Regions from separate parts of the Mus musculus genome. Here regions 2 and 3 are each linked to region 1. A link is a loop called in an ENCODE intact Hi-C map of the cell type or tissue named here. Cell type or tissue: left cerebral cortex. All regions are shown on one strand.

The links. A loop is a pair of places that touch in the nucleus more often than their neighbours do. Peaks named below come from ENCODE experiments on the same cell type or tissue, not always from the same donor. Only the 100,000 strongest peaks of a DNase experiment are listed, where the experiment ranks them.
Region 2: a loop joins it to region 1, with 2.4 times the contacts of the local background. A loop is called at or near these places in 10 of 42 quality-filtered maps.
Region 3: it touches region 1 in a loop (2.9-fold over the local background); 7 of 42 quality-filtered maps call a loop at or near these places.

What each region holds. Positions count from the first base shown.
Region 1 is chr2:71,152,119-71,160,118 of GRCm38, reverse strand. It overlaps Gm39576 (a long non-coding RNA gene), which reads right to left and starts at 4,922. Exons shown (of 3, transcript XR_866408.1): 1 at 4,337-4,922; 2 at 2,929-3,214; 3 at 1,027-1,106. In left cerebral cortex, CTCF peaks have their summits at 4,436 (motif pointing left) and 7,780 (motif pointing left); a DNase peak (open chromatin) is centred at 4,441.
Region 2 is chr2:71,208,498-71,216,497 of GRCm38, reverse strand. Dync1i2 (dynein cytoplasmic 1 intermediate chain 2) reads right to left here and starts at 4,552. Exons shown (of 16, transcript NM_010064.4): 1 at 4,424-4,552; 2 at 1,943-2,059. The coding sequence starts at 2,050. In left cerebral cortex, no CTCF peak of the experiment used is centred here; a DNase peak (open chromatin) is centred at 4,791; H3K4me3 peaks cover 1,319 bases; H3K27ac peaks cover 783 bases.
Region 3 is chr2:71,218,441-71,226,440 of GRCm38, reverse strand. It overlaps Dync1i2 (dynein cytoplasmic 1 intermediate chain 2), which reads right to left. Exons shown (of 16, transcript NM_010064.4): 3 at 7,023-7,140. Among named protein-coding and RNA genes, the nearest start is that of Dync1i2, 10 kb to the right of the region's middle. In left cerebral cortex, no CTCF peak of the experiment used is centred here; no DNase peak of the experiment used is centred here.

The DNA.
Region 1 (8,000 bases):
GGTTCTCAGCCCCCGCCCCCGCCCCCGCCCCCGCCCCCGGAAGATAACCATGGCTGGACTATCCTATCCAGACCATATGAAAGCCTATATAACAAATCCCCCTTTAATATAGACTCACTCCATCAATTCTGTTCCACCAGAGAACTCTGACTAATAGTCCTCCTTCCTAGGATAAGGGACAGAAAAAACTGGACAAGACTTGGATGGAAATTAGAAGTGAGGTCTGAGACTTTATGCAGGTGAAGGGAAGTTAGGCTTCAATGCACAGCTGCAGCCCCAGCTTTTCTATGTTGAGATGACAGGCATAGATGGGAGAGTTGCCAGGACACTTGTAGGCCAGTCAGTCTGGAGTACAGAGCATGGCAGCACACACAAGGTGGACCCTTCTTAACAAGGTGGAAAGCTCGAGTCGACACACAAGACTGTTCTCTGTCCTCCCTAAAGCATGCACAAGGGCAGCTACTCAGAAGTAAGCTCTGCTGCAGAACACTGTGCGACATGGTTTTGTGACCTCGAAAACCAATGAGATGTCTGCTTAAGTCTCTCATCTAGCTTGGTGGTGAATTCTAATCTCAAGTGCTTGGGAGGTGGAGGCAGGAGGATCCCAAGTTTGAGACAGCCTGAGCTATATGTTAAGATCCTATTGAATGAGGAGAGAGAGAGAGACAGAGAGACAGAGAGACAGACAGAGACAGAGAGACAGAGAGAGACAGAGAATTCTTATTTCCTCTCAAAAGTTGTCGGAGTAACATGTTAATTTCCTCAGGTTAGAAAATCTACTATGGCCGGGCAGTGGTGGCGCACACCTTTAATCCCTGTACTAGGGAGGCACAGGCAGGCAGATTTCTGAGTTTGAGGTCAGCCTGGTCTACAGAGTGAGTTCCAGGACAGTCAGGGTTACACAAAGAAACCCTGTGTAGAAGAAAAGGAAAAGAAAAAAAGAAAAGAAAAGAAAAGGAAAGAAAAGAAAAGGAAAATTTACTATGTATCCACATTTCAAAAATATATTGTGTAAGATGGACATGTGTAATTTTAATGTTGCCTTTTTATTTGAAAGGTATTTAAATGTGACATTAGCATTCGAAGTGGATGGTGGGTTACATCACCTGTTGAAACACAAACAGAAATAATGATTTCGTTTTTCTGGCCTATTTTTTTTAAAGCTATGCTTCTCAAGAAACAACACAATTATGCTTCAGATTTCCAAAACTGGCCACCCTTGAGCAAAGGAGCTTAGGACCAGTCTTGCGCGCGCTCGACTGGCCAGGAAGAACGACGCTGCAACAGGATCCTTCTGCACACGTTTACTGGGAGAGCTTGATTGTAGAGGCGAAAAGACCTCGAGCCCAGAACTGGTGCTGCTTTTATAGGCCTAGGACAGGCGTTCTCTCTCATCTGATTGGTTAACTTGTCTCTCATCTGATTGGTTAACTTGTCTCTCATCTGATTGGTTAACTTGTCTCTCATCTGATTGGTTAACTTTTGTCAATTCTCAAAACCTCACCTTGGCAAAAGAACCTTTACTGGCTATGTATGTGTGGTGGCCAGCTGTAGCCAACTGCCACTCTGCAACTGCCACTCTGTAACTGCCACTCTGTAACTGCCATTCTGTAACTGCCACTCTAACTGCCACTCTAACTGCCACTCTAACTGCCACTCTGTAACTGCCACTCTGTAACTGCCACTCTGTAACTGCCACTCTGTAACGGCTTCCCACAGACCAGCCTGGGCCACAGTGTAAGACTCGGTCTCAAAACACAACAGAAGCTATCGCCACCACCCTCCTTGGATTTCTCATTACTAATCCAGAAGGGAAGCTGCCCACGGTGTGGCCACCTGGAAGGCAGAGAGCAAGCTGAAAATGAAGAGCTGAACAGTTTCTTCTGGAAAGCAGTTCTCCCTCCCCGTCCCCGCCCACCCTGTGAATTGGTCTGAGTGAGCATCATTGAAAGCACAAGCTCCATTTATCCCTGTCCCTTATGGGTGGGAACTGTAATGTTTGATACGATCGGGAAGTCTGAGATGAGGCACAGTCGGGTGGAGATCGATGCTGGTCCTTGCTGCTGTGTCCACGATACTACAGGAGCAGCCCAGCCTTGCTGGAGGCCCCTCTCTGTCTGTGACTACTGGGTCAGACTCAGTGTCCCATCAAATTCTACAGACCACATGGCTTCATCAAATCCAAGTATAAAAATAGCCATCCTCCTGTGTCACGTCAAACCATGAGTAATAAGTTTGCATAGCATCCCAGAGACCAGCTCCCTGTGTTTATCAACTTTCCCCGGCAGCACACAGAATGCAGAGACACTCACTGGCTTCAGCCAGAGGGAAAGGTTCTAAGCAGGGACACTCATCCTAGAGGAGGCTGGGATGGACCACCCTCTCCGTACAGGGATGTGTTCACCAATCAGAAGTTCCCTTTAACACCATCTTCTGGGGTTTGGGTCATGGTTGATTAAAATGTTGGTCCTTGGGCTGGAGGGATGGCTCAGAGGTTAAGAGCACTGAGTGCTCTTCCAGAAGTCCTGAGTTCAATTCCCAGCAACCACACGGTGGCTCACAACCATCTGTAATGGGATCCAATGCCCTCTTCTGTTGTGTCTAAAGACAGTGACAGTATACTCATATAGATTAAATATTTATTTAAAAAAAAAAAGCAAAAATAAAAAAAAGTTGTTCTGTGGCTATTGACCTCAGTTGCCTTCCCAGAGGCTTAGAATGAGTGGGCTTGCAGGCTCTAATTTGGGAGCCTATTAGGAATAACAAATGTGGTTCCTCTTACCCCCATTACAAAGGCAATCCCAAGGATTTTAAGACTTCCATGCTGTAGGGGATGGAGGACACCCTGAGGAACTGAGTTACTGTTGACGTAGGAATGGCCTTGTGAGCACTCCAATGCCTCAGCTCCACAGAAGCAGCAAACCTTACCTCAGGGGGCCTCAAGCGGTGGAGAAGCTCTGCTCAGAGGCCGGGAGATTAACTGTTCATGGATGTCCGAGCGGCACGTACAGAGACTGGATATTGAAGCTTCCTCCTGGGTGTTTACTGCCTGCGAATGCTTACGTTGGGTTCCCAATCTGGGCTCCGACCCCATCTGATCCCAGCTTTCCTGTACCTGGGCCTGCGTGTGTGTTCTTCCTTTATTCCCACAAATCCTCCAGTCTGGATTCCAGGACTCAAGCCATTCAGTACTACGTTAGGAACTAGAGACACCCTTAAGACACAAATTATAGAACCTTTAGTTACGTATTTTGGATTGTTCATAAAGCACAATTTAAAATTTCACACTGATATTCTACAAACATATCTTGAGCATCAATTAGATTATCTTATCAGAGTCTCCCAGTGCCCTGAGAACTCTAAAGACAGGCGTCTTTAAGTCCATCACAGGAACAAGACAGCCGGGATCTTAAATCCTCTGGAAAAGCTCCGGTCGGAGCCTAAGTCCTTGAGCTTCAAAACCAGGGCTTCCTGCCAACCACAGAACCTCCCATGACTTGCCCTCTGCACATCCCAGGCCCATTCAGAATGCTTACACATGAAAATGTGAGCCTCCGTTACTTTGAAAATAAAGCACTATCCGCCCTGACGTATCTGAAGACCACTGTCCTCTGAGAAGCTCAGGCTCCCGAGGAGCCAGAGCCTGGCTGGGCTCTTCTCAGTTGCATGGATGTCAGCCATAACAAGCTATGAGAGGAGCCACCCACAACTCTTTGTAGCTTACAGGTCAAATATCCTGCCACTTAGTCTAGTGCTTCTCTTTGAATATTCTAAATGAGGGCTTCCCTTGACATGAGTTATCTGATACCTAATGCCCCGTTGAAATTAGTTTCTTTTTAAAATACACTATTTTTTTTTAGAGTGTGTTTGTGTCCATAGTAACACTGCATGGAGGTGCCCAGAGTCCCTGTATCTTTGTCTTCATACATGTGACATAAGTGGTGTATAGTCCATGGATTTGGAGTATGTATGAGCATAGGTTCATGTGTGCATACATGTGAATGTGTATGTTCCTATATATGTGCATATGTATTATATATATATACACATATGTATATGTATATATATAATACACACACATTATTCTATATTCTATATTCTATACTCTATATATTATCTTTGCCCTAAAGCCCTTTGTGTTCTCTGTCACACTATCTTGGACACCTGACAATCTTTTATATTCTGCATAGCTCTACCTGGTCATGCTTTCAAATAAAGTTTTACCATCAGATATACAAAGAGAAGAGCAGTTGGGAGCTTTATTATACATCAAATGATTGCTGTATTGTAATTGTGATTAGAATTCCAATGCCAGCTCTCAAAGAAACAATCAAACCTGGTTCTGCAGCTAAACCTTCAGGTTGGCTTAGAAGCCAGAGAGGTGGCCTCTCCTTCCGCGGCCATTGGCAGTCATGGGGTTGCTGCCACCTGGTGGCTATTGCTTGTAGTGCAGCGAGCGAAGCCGTCCTAGCCAGAGTGAGCAGCCAGGGAAAAAGGACCTGCAGTCAGTCACATTGATAATGCTTCAGCTGAGCGCTCTTATTACCTGGGAAGACCAAGAGCCCGTGCGGTTTATTATGGGTTTGTGCTGTTTATTAATCCACAACAGTATTGTTTTTGATAGACAACCTAAGATTAAGGCTAATAAAGGACTCTGGAATGTGGACTCGATAATTTTGTTGGCTTGAGAACAAAGAAGAAAGTCAGTAAATAGTACCTGGATCCTCCAGTAATTACTCCATCTTATAAATTACTGTTTTCTCCTATTCCAGCCCACAGTCTGTCATTCTTGAAAGTATGATATATTAATTTTGAGCTAAGCAATATCCACAGGGAGTAATCAGAGTTGGCACCGTACAGGTGTTTCCCAATGAAAAAGGTTACTATTGGAATTATTTATAAACGCATCAGAAAGCTGAATGTTAACCGAATGATTTCTCATCTGCTCATCAAACGCAGGAGTTATATATGCACCAAATGGCTCCCTCCGTCTGACATTCCAAAGGTCATGCTCACCTCCTTCAGGGTGAGAGTACCCTGCCGTGTTATCTTTCTGATTTCTCATTTTCAAAGTTAGTTTTAATTTGCTTATTACAGCATAGTTAACTCCCTTGAATATTTCATGTTCATCATTCCTATTAATTTTTATATATGTCATATATATAATATCCATACGCAGTATCTGATCTCATGTTTTAAGGTTTTGTTTAAATAGAATCTGCTCGTCTGCCTGTGCTCTCCCTGCCTCTCCCCCCAACCCCTGCCTGCCTCATACAGCCCTGACTGGCCTGCAACTCACTATGTAGCCAAAGCTGACCCAGAACACCTGATCTTCTGCCTCAACTTCCTGAGTACTGGGACTAGAGGTGTTGTCTTAGTTAGGGTTTTACTGTTGTGAACAGACACCATGACCAAGGCAACTCTTCTAAGGACAACATTTAATTGGGGCTGGCTCACAGGTTCAGAGGTTCAGTCCATCATCATCAAGGCAGGAACATGGCAGCATCCAGGCAGGCATGGTGCAGGAGGAGCTGGGAGTTCTACATCTTCATCTGATGGCGGTTAGTAGAAGACTGACTTTCCAGATAGCTAGGATAAGGATCTCAAAGCCTACACCCACAGTGGCACACCTATTCCAACAAGGCCACACCTTCTAATAGTGCCACTCCCTGGGCCAAGCATATACAAACCATGACAGGTGTATACTACCAGGCCCTGGTTTATAAAGGACTGAGAATTGAACCCAGGGCTTCATATATAGCAGATACAAAATCTGCCAATATGCCACCAGCTCCTGCATCTTTGTCTGTAACTTGATTTGCTCTCAGTCATCATCATGGTTGAGAGACACATGCAAATCCATAGGTTCTTTCTGTACAGCTTTCTGTCATCCTTACACAACAGTGGCTAGTGTCAATCCTCATGACAAAGAGAAGAATGCAAGAGCCGTGTCCCCTTCTGTGATCTTGTTTGAGAAGTCTGATAGTGTCTTAGTTAGGGTTTCTATTGCCCTGATGAAACACCGTGGCCAAAAGAGCAAGTTGGGGAGAAAAGGATTTATTTGGCTTATACTTCCACACCACTGTTCATCAGGACAGGAACTCATACAGGGCAGGAATGTGGAGGCAGGAGCTGGTGCAGAGGCCATGGAGGAGTGCTGCTTACTGGCTTGTTTCCCTGGCTTGTTCAGCCTGCTTTCTTATAGACCTCAGGACCACCAGCCCAGGAATGGCACCACCCACAATGGGCTGGGCTCTCCCATGTCAATAATTAATCAAGAAAATTCCTTACAGCTGAATCTATGGAGGCATGGCCTCAATTGATGTTCTCTTCATTTAGATAACTCTAGCTTGTGTCCAGTTGATATACAACTAGCCAGGACATAAAATATCACTTCTACCATGGTCAGTCTGTTGAAAACAAGTCATGGAGATCTCGCTGTTCAAGGGAATGAAGCTGGGCTCTGCCTTCTGTTGAGAAAACTCATTAAAGAATCCTTAGCTACATTTTAAGGCCGTTACAGTTATCCCACAGAACGTAAGTTATTTTCATTTTCCTCTGGCTGCAAAATGTACTCACTACCCACCTTAAGCCCCTTAACCAACACAGCTCCTGTGGTGCTAGACTCAAGCCTGAGGTCCACAACCTTGACATTGAAATCAAGTCTAGAGGTGGTGAGGCTCTTCAGGTACCGCTGACTCAAAGAGGGGTGAAATAATTGAGCCTTGTTCATCTAAACAAAAGACTGGAGCTTCTAGGGAAACAGAGGTGCCACAGGCTCTGGGAGGCTTAGGAGGGACCAGAGCTGTTCTCTGACGAATGTAGATTCTCCCAAGCAACAGCCAGCAGTGACATCACACCCCCCTCTTCCTTTTCTAAACAAAATGTTAGGGGTCAGGAGAAGAGAAACCTTTGTCTGCATTCACTATTTATGATTATAGATAGGTGGTCTATGAATTTTTGTGGGTTTCCTTCCACAAAAGACCAGCTCTTCAGAGCTCTTCTGTATCTATAAGCTTTCTAAATACAAAACAGAAAAATGCCAAAGGAAAGCATTTAGGGCTTTCTTTACCCTCCCATGAGAGTTTTCTTAGATGGCTTCTTGCTCTTAGGCAGCTGAGATTTGAAACCCTGAATGTGCCTTTCGGTCCAAGCTGATTGTCATTCATTGGAAAACAAAAAAAAAATAGACTTTTTATGAATTGATTTCTAGCCAACTCTGTTGGGCAAAAAGGGTGTTGCACACCCTTCCTCTTCTCTTAGAACCCCTAAAGCTTCTATGGGGCTCCCTTAAGGTGTGTGAGCCTCTTGTCTGCATGAAAGGTCTCTGAAGCCATCCTAAAACATCTAAGGCAGTCAACAGTCATGTGGGTGAAGCCTGCACTTTGACTAGCAGCATGCTGGCTTTGGCTCCCTGGATTCTGTTTCACTAGCTGTTGAAACGGTTCCCTCTTCAGTCTGTTTCCTTCCTCCTGGATTTTACTACAGGCATTGTGCCTCCCATCCCAGGCCTGAAACAATCCCTCAGGCAGACCATCATTTTCTTCTCCTGACCATAGGTGACAATATCGCCAAACTGTTGCTCCTCTGTTCACTTCCCAGTGACATTTTCCTACATTAATCCCAAACTAATAAGTCAAGAACAACGAGGCTGGAGATGCATTAAGAGCATTGGTTGCTCTTCCAGAGGACCAAGTTTAGTTCTCGGCACCTACAGCAAACGGCTCATAGTAGCCCTGGAACAGTAGTTCCAGGGAATCTGCCTCCCTCTTCTGGCTTCTGAGGGTACTGCAAACATGCACACACACAAAAATCATCATCATCAATTAATAATAATAATAATAATAGTAATAATAATAAGCAATGAAGCTTTCAATAACACTTCCTTGAAGACCTTGTATCTCCCATCCAGTCCTAAAGCCATTGTTGCATTTTCTGTTTTTGTTATGGTTAAAATAACTCAAAACAGCTACATCTATCTGCTTATGAATCTATAGGCT
Region 2 (8,000 bases), 56 kb before region 1:
ACTAATTTCTTAGCTCCAGCTAACCAGCATCAATAGTCCCAGTAATGCAAAGGTTTGCTTTTCTGGTATCTTGTTAATCACAGCTGATTCATCAGCCCCAGCTAACCAGAACCACAGAATCTTCACAGTCAAAATAGCAATGGCCCTGATAAGAGTCTTTAATCTTCTTCCCTCTGAAATTTCACAAGCCAGGCCTCCATCTTCTGCACTGTTCTCAACATTATCTTCCAAGCTCCTACACAACATCCCACAGAGCTCTTAACACCAAATGGATCTTCTAGCCCAAAGTTCCAAAGTCCTTCCACAGTCCTCTCCAAAACATGGTCAGGTTGTCACAGGAATACCTCACTATGCTGGTACCAATTTATCTTAGTCAGGGTTTCTATTCCTGCACAAACATCATGACAAAGATCCAAGTTGGGGTGGAAAGGGTTTATTCAGCTTACACTTCCCACATTGCTGTTCATCACCAAAGGAAGTCAGGACTGGAAATCAAGCAGGTCAGGAGCTGATGCAGAGGCCATGGAGGGATGTTCTTTACTGGTTTGCTTCCCCTGGCTTGCTCAGCCTGCTCTCTTATAGAATCCTAAACTACCAGCTCAGGGATGGCACCACCCACAAGGGGCCCTTCCTCCTTGGTCACTAATTGAGAAAATGCCTTACAGCTGGATCTCATGGAGGCATTTCCTCAACTGAAGCTCCTTTCTCTGTGATAACTCCAGCCTGTGTCAAGTTGACACACAAAACCAGCCAGTACACCATCCCACTGTGTTATAAGACTCTAAGTCAGACATCAATCATGCCGTAATTATCCCTTAGAGGCCATTTACGGACACCCATAAGAAACAAAATCAAGTCTGTTCTCAATATTGATTCAACAGTTTAAGACTATAAGTACTATTTGGACTGACTCTGCCAGTCTGAGCCATGCTTTTACCAGTTATTTGTGACTCCAATATCCAATGTAAAGCTTCAACCCATTTCCATGTATCACAGGAAGGTTTGTAAAAGTAGGAGACCGTCCAATTACAGTCTTCCAAAGTTTCTCAGCCACACTACACATGATTTTTGAGTCACTGTGATAAACTCTGTTTTTTTAACAATGCTTTTTCTCCAGGTCCTGAGAGAGATCTAACAGTCTTCTCGCAGTCCTGGCTATTACTCAGGCATTTATATACACAAACTCAGTACGGCAGGCACACTTAGGGCAAGTTATTTTATACTGGCCATCTGAACTGTATCTGTGTACACAAATCTGCCCAAAGAGATGCAATTAGGAACAATATGTAAATATCAAGGAAGGGCAAGTAAAATATGGCCAGCTCAAAGCCAACACATATTTGTAATATTATGGTAAACAAATCATAACAGAGATTTGTGGGATAAACAAAATCAGAAGATAAAAGTACCTTTTTGGTACTATTAAATCAATAACCATATTTCAAGGACTAACTCATTTCAAATGTTATATATATGCAAATCTTCTACTCAAATAAATTGTTACATATATTTCAGTTTGCCAGTAATATCATTCTAGCAAATTATCAAATTATCTGGACAATGAATTTATTCTGATAAACTAATTTATTACATGTATACACATATATGTGTGTTATCTTAATTCAGGTGTGTACTATAACGTACTATAATGCAGATGATCCTTACTTTGCATGAAAATATATTTCTAGAAGACTATATGAGTAAATTTAACTTCCATAGCTCAAATCTTAGAAATGCATCAAATTATATGAAATACATTCAGCCCACTAAAACATCACCCTGGACCAGTTTCCTCATCTTCGTACACCTGCCTTCAAAGTACAATTCACTGATAATGCTGCACAGGCAATAACAGCTTGGGAACTGCACTGGTACTGACGATATTATGGAATGCCCTGACTCATACTCAAGGGTTTTGCTTGTCTTAGTGAATCAAACATACTTCCTTTTTTTTCCTTTCCTCTTCTTTCCTCTTCTTTTCTTCTCTGATTTGGGCCAACCGTTGCTTCTTACGTTCCAACTCAGCTTTTAAATCACTTTTGTCCGACATGGTTGTGACCTTAAAAAGCATGCCAACATTAACAATAATCATTACATTGATTTAAAAGAACAAGCAACAGGCTTTTTTTAAAAAAGTACTTCAAGAGGTGTACCAAGAAGCTAAGAATTTCAATGGTACCCATAGAGAACACACAAGTTCTACTTTTAAAATAGCAAAAACCATATATGCATACTGTTAAAATGTAAGAAAAATTATACACAAATGTATGAAGAAATATTTCCTAGAACTTGAGCACAACAGCTAGTACATAGATGTTTTCATGTTCCTAAGCCCAAATTTAACAATGTGTCACTGTAGCCAGGTTGGCCTTGAAATCATAATGTAGCCCAGGATGTCCTCATGGCGATTCTCCTATCTCAGACTCTGGTGTGCCAGAGTTAGCCAGCACACCCAGATTCCATGTTTTCTGATGTCTCTGTATTTGAGTACTAGATAATAAAAGTCATAACTAATGCTTAAAACAAACGACACTGTTGGTTTTAAGTTCTAGACGAGTATGATAGTTCACACCTGTAATCTGGGCTCTCTAGGAGGGAGGCACAAAGATTCTGAGTTCCAGGCAGCCTGGGCCATACAGGGCAAGACAGGCTTTTAAAGAATGCTTATGTCTTCAGCTATGAAACCAAAACTATTACCAGAGATGTCTGTGTTTTGTTCCCAGAAACTTAATAAAACACTGAATAGCTAAACAGGAAGTTCCTAAAAATTCTTTTAAATTCTATAGATGTTCCATGACAATCAATCAAACAGTATATTTCCACCTAACACCTTCTTGTGGCATTCTTATGATTATCTATATGGGCCTGAAATGTTCCATGGTAGATAGTCATCTGGATGAGTTGGGGGCTGTGTTTTTATGGTTTTTGTTACCTTCACAGCATAGCAACCTTAACACTGAGCTCACAGCTGCTAAACGATCCATCTGCAAAGTAGATGGGATTACGAACACAAGCGTGTCCTCATACTGACTGTTATGCAGGAGGGAGGGAGGAACGAGGAGCTTTCTGAACTGGAAAGGTAACCTAGGGACTCAATGTAAGGTAGGAGCCAGGACCTTGTTACCTTCTCTACATTACTGGTTCAACCTTTGTCAGTGTCTCTCTCCATACAACTGCAGGATTAAATGCTTTTGATTAAGGAAACTGGGTTAATAACCTCTTGAAAAGTCTAGGAATCTCTTAGGATCACAATAAAGTTGGATTAAGGGCAAATTTGGTAAGGAGGAAAAATTCATCTATGAAAATGAAAAACATTCTTCTATGTAAATGAAAAAGGGAGAATTCTTGGTAGCGTACTTCAGAAAGACAGGACAGTGGGCAAAAACTAGTGAGCAAGTAACAGGAAATCCCTTTAATATACACTTTTTTTTCCATTTTTTATTAGGTATTTAGCTCATTTACATTTCCAATGCTATACCAAAAGTCCCCCATACCCACCCACCCCCACTCCCCTACCCACCCACTCCCCCTTTTTGGCCCTGGCGTTCCCCTGTACTGGGGCATACAATGTTTGCGTATCCAATGGGCCTCTCTTTCCAGTGATGGCCGACTAGGCCATCTTTTGATACATATGCAGCTAGAATATACACTCTTATATATACTCCCAACCAAGTCATTTGAACAAACTCGCAAAGCAAAGCTCGTGTTTCTTCACCCACTCTTTTCAGGTCTCTAAAAAGCTTCATACTGTAAGGGCTGTTGAAGAAAGTTTCCATACACATCACTCTGTATGATTTTTTTTTGTATTATGTATGATAAATAATACATATTATTTTCTGTTTAGGACCAATTGTCAACAATATACCAATACTGCCTGGAATCTAGTTTGAAGAAATACTTCTTCCTTCAACTCTAACTATTTTGTCCCGCTGAAGCACGGGCGATCAGTTAGCTCCCTCATTATCAGACAGGTCAGGGCCTCTGCTCCGTGACTGACAGGTTCATTTTCTTAAAACTCCGGAAAAAGGAAAGTGTCTAGAATGATGTTTACAATCACAGTGTTCAGAGACCTCCAACACACACGCTAGGTGCCTGGTCATTGCTACTGACCCAAGTAGTAGTGATCTTTATTAATAAAAACCAAGCAAAGCTTAAGGAATTACTTTCTCCCTAGGCTTAAGGCCAAGAGGGTGCGGTCCGGGCTGGGGTGTGTCCGAGGTCCACCAGACGGGTGCAGGACAAATCCCGAGGGTCCAGGCCGCCTGCGGAGGGTCCCGAAGGGTTGCCAAGGGCCCTGGTGGCCTCCCCAGGCCGCTTTGAGTCACCCGGGCCGGCGCTGTCAGAATATCGGCCGGGCGGCCCTACGAGCTCCAAAGCGGCCATCAGAGGCAAAAGGGACTTGAAGGAAGCGCGGCCGACCGACCTGTCAGGTGGCGGAGTGGAGATCGCTTTCTCTGGCCGGTAACTTCCCGGGAACGTCCCTCTCCAACTGTCGCCGCCGCAGATCCGCGGCGTCCCAAGCACACAAAGAGGGATGGGCGGCGGCCGCTACGGCGAGAGCCGAGGGACAAATGGCTGCGCCGAGACGCGGTCTCACACAGAATCAGAGTCTTTGCCGCCCAGCGCAGAGGGGCGGCCTCTCCGTGACTTACCTTTTGTAAAACAGAATCTCCCGGTTGAAACAGATACACCGGCCCGGGGCCCGAAGCGTTTCCGCTTTGGCAAAAGCTGGACAACCACACCTCACATCCTGGGGCGGAGCCCTCAATACCTCCAGAGAACTTCAAGTCCCGGCAACCAGGCGCCCTGCCTGGGCGAGCGAAGCTCTGTGGGAGTTGTGGTCCCACTAGAGGCAAGGAATGCTGGGATATGTAGTCAGTCTTAGCTTTCCTGTCCCCAGCACCAAGGCCATCTTTCTGCCCTTAAAATGCTAATGAGAACATTCCAGAGTTTGTATTGAAGGTGTTTTCTTCCGTGGAACAATGATTACAATGCAGCATGTGCTGCTTAAGGTCTGTGGCCCAACATTAACAAAATCTTAAGTCCTGTTTTTCCATAATGAACCTGAGAAAAGGGCATTTTAAGAAGTTTATTTATAGGCATGTGCTCGTAGATTGATTTGCAGGGGCCATGGATTATTGAGGATTCTTGTAGCATGTGACACAAGATCAAAAATAAACATATATTGGGGCTGGAGAGATGGCTCAACTGTTAAGAGCACTGGCTGCTCTTCCAGAGGTCCTGAGTTCAATTCCCAGCGACCACATTGGTGACTCACAACCATCTGTAATGAGATCTGATGCCCTCTTCTGGTGTGTCTGAAGATAGCTACAGTGTTCTTGTATAAATAAAATAAATAAATCTTTAAATAAAAATATATTAATTTAAGCAGGGCATGGTGGCGCACGCCTTTAATCCCAGCACTCCGGAGACAGTGGCAGAGGCAGGCGGATTTCTTAGTTCAAGGCCAGCCTGGTCTACAAAGTGAGTTCCAGGACAACCAGGGCTATACAGAGAAACCCTGTCTCTAAAAACAAAACAAAACAAAACAAAACAAAAAAATAATTAGCATAAAAATAATTTCTAGTATTTTATAACAGAATAGTTTCCTCCAAAAAGTGTGTTTGGTAAGAAAGCATTTTATACTATTGGATCTGGTTAGATTTTTAATATAAAGAAAATAATTGAAATAAGAATTTACCAGAAGTGCATGGGCTGATGCATGTGGCTTGAAGAATTTATTTGAATAATCTGAAGCATTATTTGCCAAGTATTAAAGCGTTATTTGCTAAATATTAAAGGTAATACCAAAGCATTACTTTCTTATCTTCTAGAAAACTGACAGGAAGAACATTGTTTAAGTTTAATATTGATCTCAAATTTGAAGCTTTAAAATTTCAAAGAGCGTTTAGTTATGCAGACTTTGTTTCCTTCTTTCCAAATAGTTTTTGTTTAGTCACTTGAAAATTGTTATGAGTAGCCATTCATCATGTACCAGGAATGGAGCTGCACACTCTCAGAGCTGAAACAAACTTTCCTCTTCTCAACGGAGAAACACTGGGTTCTCAGTTCCATCAACTGTTAAGATGAGATTGTGTAACTAAGTCATAGAAATAGGTAGGTAAGAAAAAAAATACTTTCATTAAGAGATGCTTCCAGGTACGAGTCTTTGATTTTGGAAAGTTGATTAGAAATCAATCATGGCTGGGCAGTGGTAGCACACACCTTTGATCGCAGCACTTGGGAGGCAGAGGCAGGCAGATTTCTGAGTTTGAGGCCAGCCTGGTCTACAGAGTGAGTTCCAGGACAGCCAGGGAAAAAGAAAGAAAAAATTAATCATGAAAACAAGATTCAGAAAAGTACCATGGTACTGAAAAAGAAGAAGAAGAAGAAGAAGAAGAAGAAGAAGAAGAAGAAGAAGAAGAAGAAGAAGAAGAAGAAGAAGAAAAAGGAGAAGGAGAAGGAGAAGGAGAAAGAGAAGGAGAAGGAGAAGGAGAAGGAGAAGGAGAAGGAGAAGGAGAAGGAGAAGGAGTAGAAGAAGAAGAAGAAGGAGGAGGAGGAGGAGGAGGAGGAGGAGGGGGGAGGGAGGGAGAGAGGGAGAGGGAGACAGAGGGAGAGGAGGAAGAGGAGGAGGAAAATAGGGTTAAAGTACAAAGATGAGAGCGTAGAGCATAGTAGAGAATCAACAAATAATTCAGAATGGCTGTGGGCTAAAATTAAAACTGAGGATTGAAGCCACAGGAAGAGCAAAGTCATATATATCCAAGCCTAGACTGAGATCAGTCACTCACAGACCGTGAAGGCCAATCTAGAGTTCTGATGTCCGGCCATGTTTGTTGTCAAAGCTTGACAATGACACCATGGGCTCATTTTCTGATGTTAGGAATTATATACTGGTGTCAGGGACAGCTTCAGAGAAGAGGGACAATTGCCCCAGTCCGATGACTAAGATAGCCTGGGCAAGAATACCACTTCCTGTTTCTTATTCCGTACAGAGGGGAAAAGAAAAGTCTTCTCAGCCATTTCCCTTTAAAAAGCAAAAGGAAAGGAAGGAGAGAGAGAGAGAGAGAGAGAGAGAGAGAGAGAGAGAGAGAGAGAGAGAGAGAAAAGAATGACCAAGCCAGATCTTGTCAATTAGTGTTGGAGTGTTTGCCTTGTGATTGCTCAGCTGGGGCCTGAAGACTTGTAAATGTATTTAGAAGACAGAAATACAACATGTAAGACAGCAACAAAACCTGGACCGATTGCCAGGAGAAAATGCCCCAAAGCTGCTGGAAACTCACTCAGCAGGAATTTGGGGAGTGTCTTCATAAATGGGCAAAGTTCTCACATCAAATCCATTGATGAGCCAGGCTGTGTGCATTGCCCTATGGTATGGTCTCTGCTGTCTGCAATCTTCAGGCTCCCTTGGAGTCCCCACTGTGTCTAACAGAGCCCTGTGAGTGGCTGCTGATGCTGCAGCTCATCGAGAATAAACAGAAAGTCCGGTGACGTTGGGCTGCACCTCACATAACTGTAGTCACCTGAAACTGTCATGTGGTTCCCCAGCCCCAGCTCTTCCCATCTGATCTGCCATGGACATATGGTTTCATGACTTCTGTATGTTGTGAAAAAGGAGACCTCTCAGACATCAAAAAACTCTTTCCCTTGGGAGTTTTACAGTGAAACTCAAATCCCAATAAAATAGACACCTGGGGGGAAGAAAGAAAGAAAGAAAGAAAGAAAGGAGGGAGGGAGGGAGGGAGGGAGGGAGGGAGGGAGGGAGGGAGGGAGGGAAGGAAGGAAGGAAGGAAGGAAGGAAGGAAGGAAGAAAGAAAGAAAGAAAGAAAGAAAGAAAGAAAGAAAGAAAGAAAGAAAGAAAGAAAGAAAGAGAGAAAGAGGAAAAAAAAGAAGAAAGAAAGGGGCACAGGGTGCTGGTGCAGATTCATGCCGTGATCTGGTGCAGGTAACACACACTTAGGTATCACAGAAGATTCCACTGAACTCTGTCTTTAAGATGG
Region 3 (8,000 bases), 66 kb before region 1:
AGGGACAACCTGGAAAATGCAAATCACTATTATTATCAAAAGGTGGATGCTAATAGAAAATAAGGCATTAACATTGACTACAATAATGTAATTCAATTAGTCTTGGGGGAGTGGGGGGAAAGACTATAATAATTATGCAATGAGGCAGTACCACTAGACTCTCAGACTTCAACAAACCTCTGAAATAATGAAAACATGCATTCAGGGAGGAGAAAGACCTGAACTCATGAGCTACCAAGTAGAAAAGACTCATTTCTGGAATTTTAAAGGACAGCTTGTAAATGTCTTTGAAAATGTCATAAGCCATTAATATGTAGCTTTTGTCAAGTATTTAAAATATGATTTGCTTAGTAAGACAGTAATTTGATCAGACTGCCTTTATTTCAAGTTGTCTATAAAATAGTCTAAAGCAGGTCTGCACTGATGTAACATAAATATGCAAATGGATCTCAGAAATTCATGGTAAAGACAGCACATGTTCCTTTCTCTAAGAACCCAAGAGACATGAAGTGAAAACAGCACAGCCTCCTCGTCACACAAATAACCGACAACATGGACTGGCTCACTCTCTAGGATACAAAGCTTTGTCAAGAAGGCTTTACTCACCCGCTAAAACCTTGGCTTTCCAAGGATATAAAAGTAACATTACAGCCTTTGGCCAATGAAGAAATAATAGAATATTTTTAACCATAAAGACTCTAATAATACACTTAGATTTAAAATTAACCCTAAATCCACAACTACACACAGAAGCCTCAGAGATGAAGGACTGTATGTGGTAGAATAAAGTCTCTGGGGAAAGGGCTTTTGCTAGGAAGCAGGGCATAGAAAAGGTAGGCAGTCATGGAAAGGGAGCATGGAGGTTCAGAATGCTGGCAGAAGACAGTGAATGGGACAACCCAAGCCACCAGGTTTCTCAGCTGGAGCACCAGTACACACTCTCCTCACAACCATGCCCCTCTGTGAACAGACACATGGGCTCTCAGCCTAGGGCTCATCATCTAAGCTATCTGCTTTCTTTGTTCTTCTAAGAAGCATTGCTTTACATACTGAGTCTTTGAAATACTAGTTTCTCCATTTACAGTGCCTCTCTTCTGATAATGAACATTCATTATCAGAATATTAAGATAGTCTCTTCAATATTGAGAATTATATTATGATATTAATATTTATATTGTTAAAAATATTCTCTTCAATATCATTTCAATCATTACATTTTTAAATGAAGTTGATAAATTATTTTGTAGATTAAAATATCATAAAGAACCAACAGGGCTGGAGAGATGACTCAGTGGTTAAGAGCACTGACTGCTCTTCCAGAGGTCCTGAGTTCAAGTCCCAGCAACCACATAGTGGCTCACAACCATCTGTAATGAGATCCGATGCCCTCCTGGTGTGTCTGAGGACAGCACAGTGTATTCACATACATAAAACAAATAAATCTTTAAAAAAAGGAAAGAAAAGAAAAGAAAAGAAAAGAAAAGAAAAGAAAAGAAAAAGAACCAACATTCCTTGTCATGAAATGGTTTTAAAAATTAAGCTCTACTTGAAACGACTGAGCTGGAGCATGGACTGTGTTCTCTGCACAAGTCTGCTCTAAAACACCCCAAACTACAGAAGGGGAACCAGCAAAGCAAAGCGTAAGCAGCAATGCGCCGTGTGCTGGGACTTACCTACTAGATGCGCTCACCCATAAGTTAAAACATTCATTTTAGGAAATATGTGACTTTCAATTTCTGCTATATATTTGCGTACAATGTCTTTTTTCATACTTACTTCATATGTATGCTTGGCCTGCATTTATGTCTGTGTACAGTGTGTGTGCCCCGTGCTTATGGAAGCAAGAGGAAGGTGATGGATCCTGAGGAACTGCAGTTAACGTACAATGTCTTAAAGAAGGGTGTCTTTTGTTTGGCCTTTCAAGTAGAAGGACATGATCTAATTAAATCCAAACAAACATTTAAGGTCTAACTTATATTGTGAGAGATCCTACTCTCAAGAGTGTCAGACAAAAAACAGTCAAATGGCCAACTAAACATCAATCTACCAGCAAATATGTGGAGCTGTCTTATTAGTGACATTGAAAAAAGAGAATTATTCAATCATGGTAGTGTGCACATTTAATCCTAGCACTTGGAAGGCAGAGGCAGGCAGACCTCTCTCTATGTGTTCCAGTCCAGACAATACGAATAATCAGACTCCATCTCAAGAGAAAAAAAAGTTTTAGTAGAATAACAGTAATTTTAAATTTCTAAACTTTAAATCTGTCTGATGACTACTTAAGGATTTTTATAGTTTAAAGAAAACAAGTATCCATATAGGTCATGATGTAAACTCAACCTTTTAAAGTTATTCACTTTTTGGTTTTTTTATTTTTTGTTTTGTTTTTTAAATTGTGGATTATGAAAACAACAACACTATCACACCTTTATCTGTATTTTGTATTTTCACAACAAATTATAAATAAGCACTGGGTGTTAATATTGGGGTTATAAGTATATGTCTTAAAGATTATGGAATTCATTTTGCCTAATTATTTTTAAGATTTATTTTTAATTATGTGTATCTTTATGTAGCAGTATGGGCACATGAATGCAGGAGCCCCAAGAGACCAGAGAAGGGTATCAGGTCCCCTGATGCTGGATCACAGGTCATTGTTATCTGCCTATCAGGGTGCTGAGAAGCTAACCCAGGTCTTCAGCTGGAGTGTGACAATGTTAGCTGCTAAGACATCTCTCCTATCCTCCCACCCTTTCCACACTTTTCCCTCATATTTTAAAGGCAACAAGATCACCATAATATGCTTAGCCACTTATTGGTTTCATTCTGTTATGTCAGCTAAGAGAAGAAAAATAGTTTAGAGATAAGACAGGGAAACATGTAGAGGTCTGGCTAGGAAACAGAAAGGCTAAATCTTAAGACAGTGCAGGCTACACAGCTATTTAAAGATATTAATTCTGTGTTGATCAGCTTATGCTCTTTTGGTAAACACAATCTCATATGCCTTTACATTCTTTCAATTTTTAAATAACTACCATGAGCTAAAATACAGTGATGACACCTGGCTTCTTTCTCAAAGCCTGCTTACTGTTGCCCTGAACAGTTCTACTTTGGCTAGATCTAACATTCTACTCTTATGGGCAGCTAAAAATTCTAAATATTTTCATGCCAATAGCAAGCTGATATTTAATCAAGAATGCAGGGGCTGGAGAGATAACTCAGTGGTTAAGAGACCTTGCTGTTTAACAGAATATGTTACCTAGTTTTATGTCAACTTGATTGAAGCTAGAATCCTCTGAAAGGAGGAAGCCTCAATTGAGAAAATGTCTCTATAAGATCGGGGTAGATAGGTGTAGGCAGGTAGGTCTGCACAGCATTTTCTTCATTAGTGATTCATGAAGAAGGGCCCATCCCATTATGGGTGCGGCTCCCTGTGGGCTGGTGGTCCTGGTGCTACAAAACAGGCTGAGCAAGCTTTGGGAGCAAGCTAGTGAGCAGCACCCCTCCATGGCATATGCAACAGCTCCTGTCTCCAGGTCCCTGCCCTCTTTGAGTTCCTTCAACTGAACAGTGCTGTGAAACATAAGGCTTTAATAAACCCTTTCCTTCCCAAACTGCTTTTGTCATGGTGTTTCCTTTATCACAGCAATACTATCTCTAACTAGGCCTCAGAAGATCCCAGATTGGTTCCCAGCACCAACATGGTGGCTGACTCCCTTTTCTGACCTCTACAGAGAGCAGGCTGCACCTGGTGCACATACATAGAAGCGGGTAAAACACTCACACATGTAAAAGAAAAATAAATATTAAAAAAAGTTAAGCTGGGCAGTGGTGGCGCACGCCTTTAATCCCAGCACTTGGGAAGCAGAGGTGGGCAGATTTCTGAGTTCGAGGCCAGCCTGGTCTACAGAGTGAGTTCCAGGACAGCCAGGGCTATACAGAGAAACCCTGTCTGGAAAAAACCAAAAAAAAAGTTAAAATCTTTCAGTAACCACTCATATTCATGAAATACATTTTCATTAGAAAGAAAAAAAAAGCATAGCTATTTACACTGTCAGTTTACTTCAGCAAAAAAACCAAACTAATGGTTTGAAGACTAGCAATAGTTTTTCCTTTCATTGTCTCCCCTTTTCTCTCCAGTTTACACTGGAACAACAATGGCCTACAGAAGGACTAGGGAGAGAGCTTGGTGAGGAAGGATGAGCGCTGTGCAAGCCTGGAGGGCCGACTTCTGTCCCCATGTAGGGAGAAGGAAAGAACTGACGTCCCAAGGTTTTCCTGTAGCCACCTGTCTGCCACCATCCCACCCAGCCCCAAAGAGGAGTAAGAAAGCCTTTAGCTGGGCATGGTGGCACACCCCTTTAATCCCAGCACTCGGGAGGCTGAGGCAGGTGGATTTCTGAGTTCGAGGCCGGCCTGGTCTACAAAGTGAGTTCCAGAACAGCCAGGGCTATACAGAGAAACCCTGTCTCAAAAAAAAAAGAAAAAAAAAAAAAGAAAAAAGAAAAAGAAAGCCTTTGCTTGAAATCCTTAAGCAACCCTTCCAGACTCAGAACAGTTATGGTGCCGAAGCTATCACTATTTCTTTGCAGCTCCTGCCACTGAAGCTTGTGGACAATGCAATGAATGTGGATCAGGAATTCCCGTAGGTGGAGTGAAATGGAATTGTTGTATACTTCCAGGATCTGAAGGCTTTGTCACTATGACACTGAAGACAACTCGGTTTGAAGCTATAGCAGAAGAAAGGACTACCAAATTAGATCAGATTCTGCTAAATGGAAATAATACAACACTGGTTCCTGGAGAAAGACCTGAATATGAATGAAGTTCCTTGACTTATGCTAGATATAGCCTTATGTTTAGATTCTATAGCCTAAGTTTCTGTAAAGGGAAGTGCATCTACTTTCCTAAGCTAATAATGGTTATCTTGGGAAAGACTGTTTTTGTTTTGTCTGCCTCTTTAAAGACTAATAAAGGTTTTTTGTTGCTGTTGTTGTTTTGTTGTTTTCTGTCCTGCCCAAGATCTTGTATCACCGGCCTCTACCCACTTCTGCTCTTTGCCTCTCTCTGGCTTTTTACACTGCAACCACAGGAGCCCAGCCAAGGCTAGCTTTACCCTCACTGTTCCCTCCACCTGGACTGCCCCCACTCTCAGCCTTAGCATGCTGGGCTGCTTCTGATCTTCCTGTTCTTTCAAAGCTCTTCCTGAGCACCAGATCTAAAGCTCAGTCTCACTCTGACATCACCATGATAATCCAGCTCCCTACAGGAACTCTGCAGGGCACTTGTCTATACTCAGAAGCCCATCCCCCAGCCTGGCTTATCAAAATACTCAATACTTTTTGAATTAATGAGTTGGTTGAGTAAGATTTTTCTTTAAAAGCTGTAAAACTAAATATTACAAATTCTCCTGTAGGAGAAGAAATAGAAATGGAGGAAGAGGGCAGGCCCTCTCACTAAAGAATGATCTTTCAAGAAACAGCAGAAGTGGGCTAGGAATTAAGACATATGAGCAAGTAAATTAGTGCAATGGAAGTCAGGGTGGGACTGGAGGGGGGGGGGAAGATTCATAGAAGAAATCCACACCCCAATGGCACAGAAAATAAGAAAACAAGACCCTCTCCAGACCTGTACAACTGACAAGTGATGTGCTTCAGTTACTAGGATAATAAGAAAAGTAATCGAGTTAATTTGTTTTTAAAATCAAAATATATAGCACAGGATTATTAAAGACATAAAAATTAATGGGCTACAGTCTTCAAATTCTAGCAATAAAGAAAAACTATGAGCAGGAAGGTGTAACAATGAAGCAGATGTTGAGAAAAACTAGCCTTTTCATCTCAAAACCTTTTAGAAATAATGATCAGTTTACACTAAGGCACATTGTAGTTACTGCCTCTGGTGTACATCCCCTAGGATAGATAAAATTAGCCTGCACCCTAGGTACAATGGTACACACCTATAATCCCAGCACTCAGAAGGCCAAGGCAAGAGGATTATGATTTCAAGGTCAGACTGGGCAGAAAACCCTGTCTCAACAGCCAAATTCAAAACCCAAAACAAAAAACCTCAACAAGATGAAACATTGCTAAGGAGACAGCTCTGCTCAGAAAGTGCTCACTGCACAAGTTATGAGGACCTGAGTTCTAGCCCCAGAACCAGCTATGGTGGTGCACATGTGTAATCCCAGCCAAGGAGATGGAGACTGGTGGACCCTTACATTCACTGGGTAGCAGCCTAGTCTACTCTGAGAGCCCTAAGTCAGGAAGGAAGGTAGCACCCAAAGAATATCACTCAAAGTTGTCTTCTGGCTTCTTCATGCGTGGCACCTACCTGGACACACACCAATATGCCATCACACACAAACACACACACAAAGATATTAGCTCAAAAATAACCTTGAAAGGTCAGGTCCCCAAAGGATAAAATGCCACACTAAAACACATTCTCTGTAGCAGCACCTAACACAGAACTATATTATTTAAATAAGCATGAAATGCTTTCAAGTATGTAACTAGATCTCAGTATCTCTTCTATGCAGCATATTGGTCTAATATAACTATCAAGATGAATAACACAGGAAAAAGACCAAGACCAGGTGAAATTATGTGCTTTCTGGAACTGCGAGAATGCTATACATTTCTCTCCTTCTCCTTTGTTTTGAGGATTTTGTCTTAGTACACCTTTTCCTGGCCTACAAAAAGGAATATAGAATTAGGTTAGGAAATACTCATCTTTAAGTTTAGCATAGTGTGGTGCATAGTAAGTTATTTATTTAAGTAAGAAAATTAAATTGGTAGCTTGGTATGTGTTAGTAGGTATTAATCTTGATTTCCCAAACAAATAAAATAACTCTGTACTGATATATCTGGGGGGAAAAAAGGAGTTTCAAGCAAATGGTAATGCTTTTGAGACAAATAAAATATGCAAAAGATATCAAACCAATGCACTGAGCTTGGATATGTCTGAGCTCAACAGAATATATGCCTGTTTCCCATGAAAAGATACAGTTAGGTCCTTACCAATAGGGGAGTCCGTAGTTAGTCCCATGCTTTGAAGCAATGCCTCAGCTTCTCTTCTTTTTTTTTCAAGATCAGACTCTTCTTGTACAGAAACAGCAGCTTCCTTCTTCTGATCAGTCTAAAATTTTAAGTCAAAACCTCAAGTTAAAGTATGATATGAAACACTTCTACATATATATATATATATATATATATACATATATATATATATATATACATACATACATAATGTATATATACATATATATCTTATTTTTAAAGTTTTATTTTTATTTCACTTATGTGTATAGTGTTTTGCTTGCATGTATGTGTGTACACCACATGCTTGCCTGGTACCCATGGAGGCTAAAAGAGGAAGCTGGATCCCCAGCCTGGAGCTGCCAGCATTGTGAACTGCCTGCCATGCCATGTGGGTGCTGGGAATCAAAACTGGTCCTGTGGAAGAGCAGCCTATGCAATTAACTGTTAGGATGAACTTTGTTTTTAATATTACAGTTCTTTTTATAAATCATTCTTACTGCATCCATGTTTATATATATTCAAGGGGTCTTCACAAAAATATTATCAAAAAGGCCAGGAATAATAGATCTTGCCTATAATCCCAGAGGTTAGTGGGCAGAGGACTTCCTGAGTCAAGGACAGCCTGGTATACAGGGCAAATCCCAAGTTAGCCAAGCCTACATAGCAAGAGTCCGTCTTAAAATGCATATATAACTTTAAAAAAGCAAACATCTTTAAAAAGCAGTCAACTTCCAATTCTCTATCATATGAATCTGGTGAGTATGGACAGGAACCACAGGAGTCCCCAACCCTAATGGTACAAAAACTTAGAAATACGTTTCTACAGAAGGGAAACTAAAGGGATTTAAGATATAAGAATTAAGCAAATTGATTTCTTAAAAAAAAAAGAATAATTTTTAAAGCTCTACATAAAATTTCCAGTGAATTTATATAAAAAAATGTTTATAAAAATCTCTT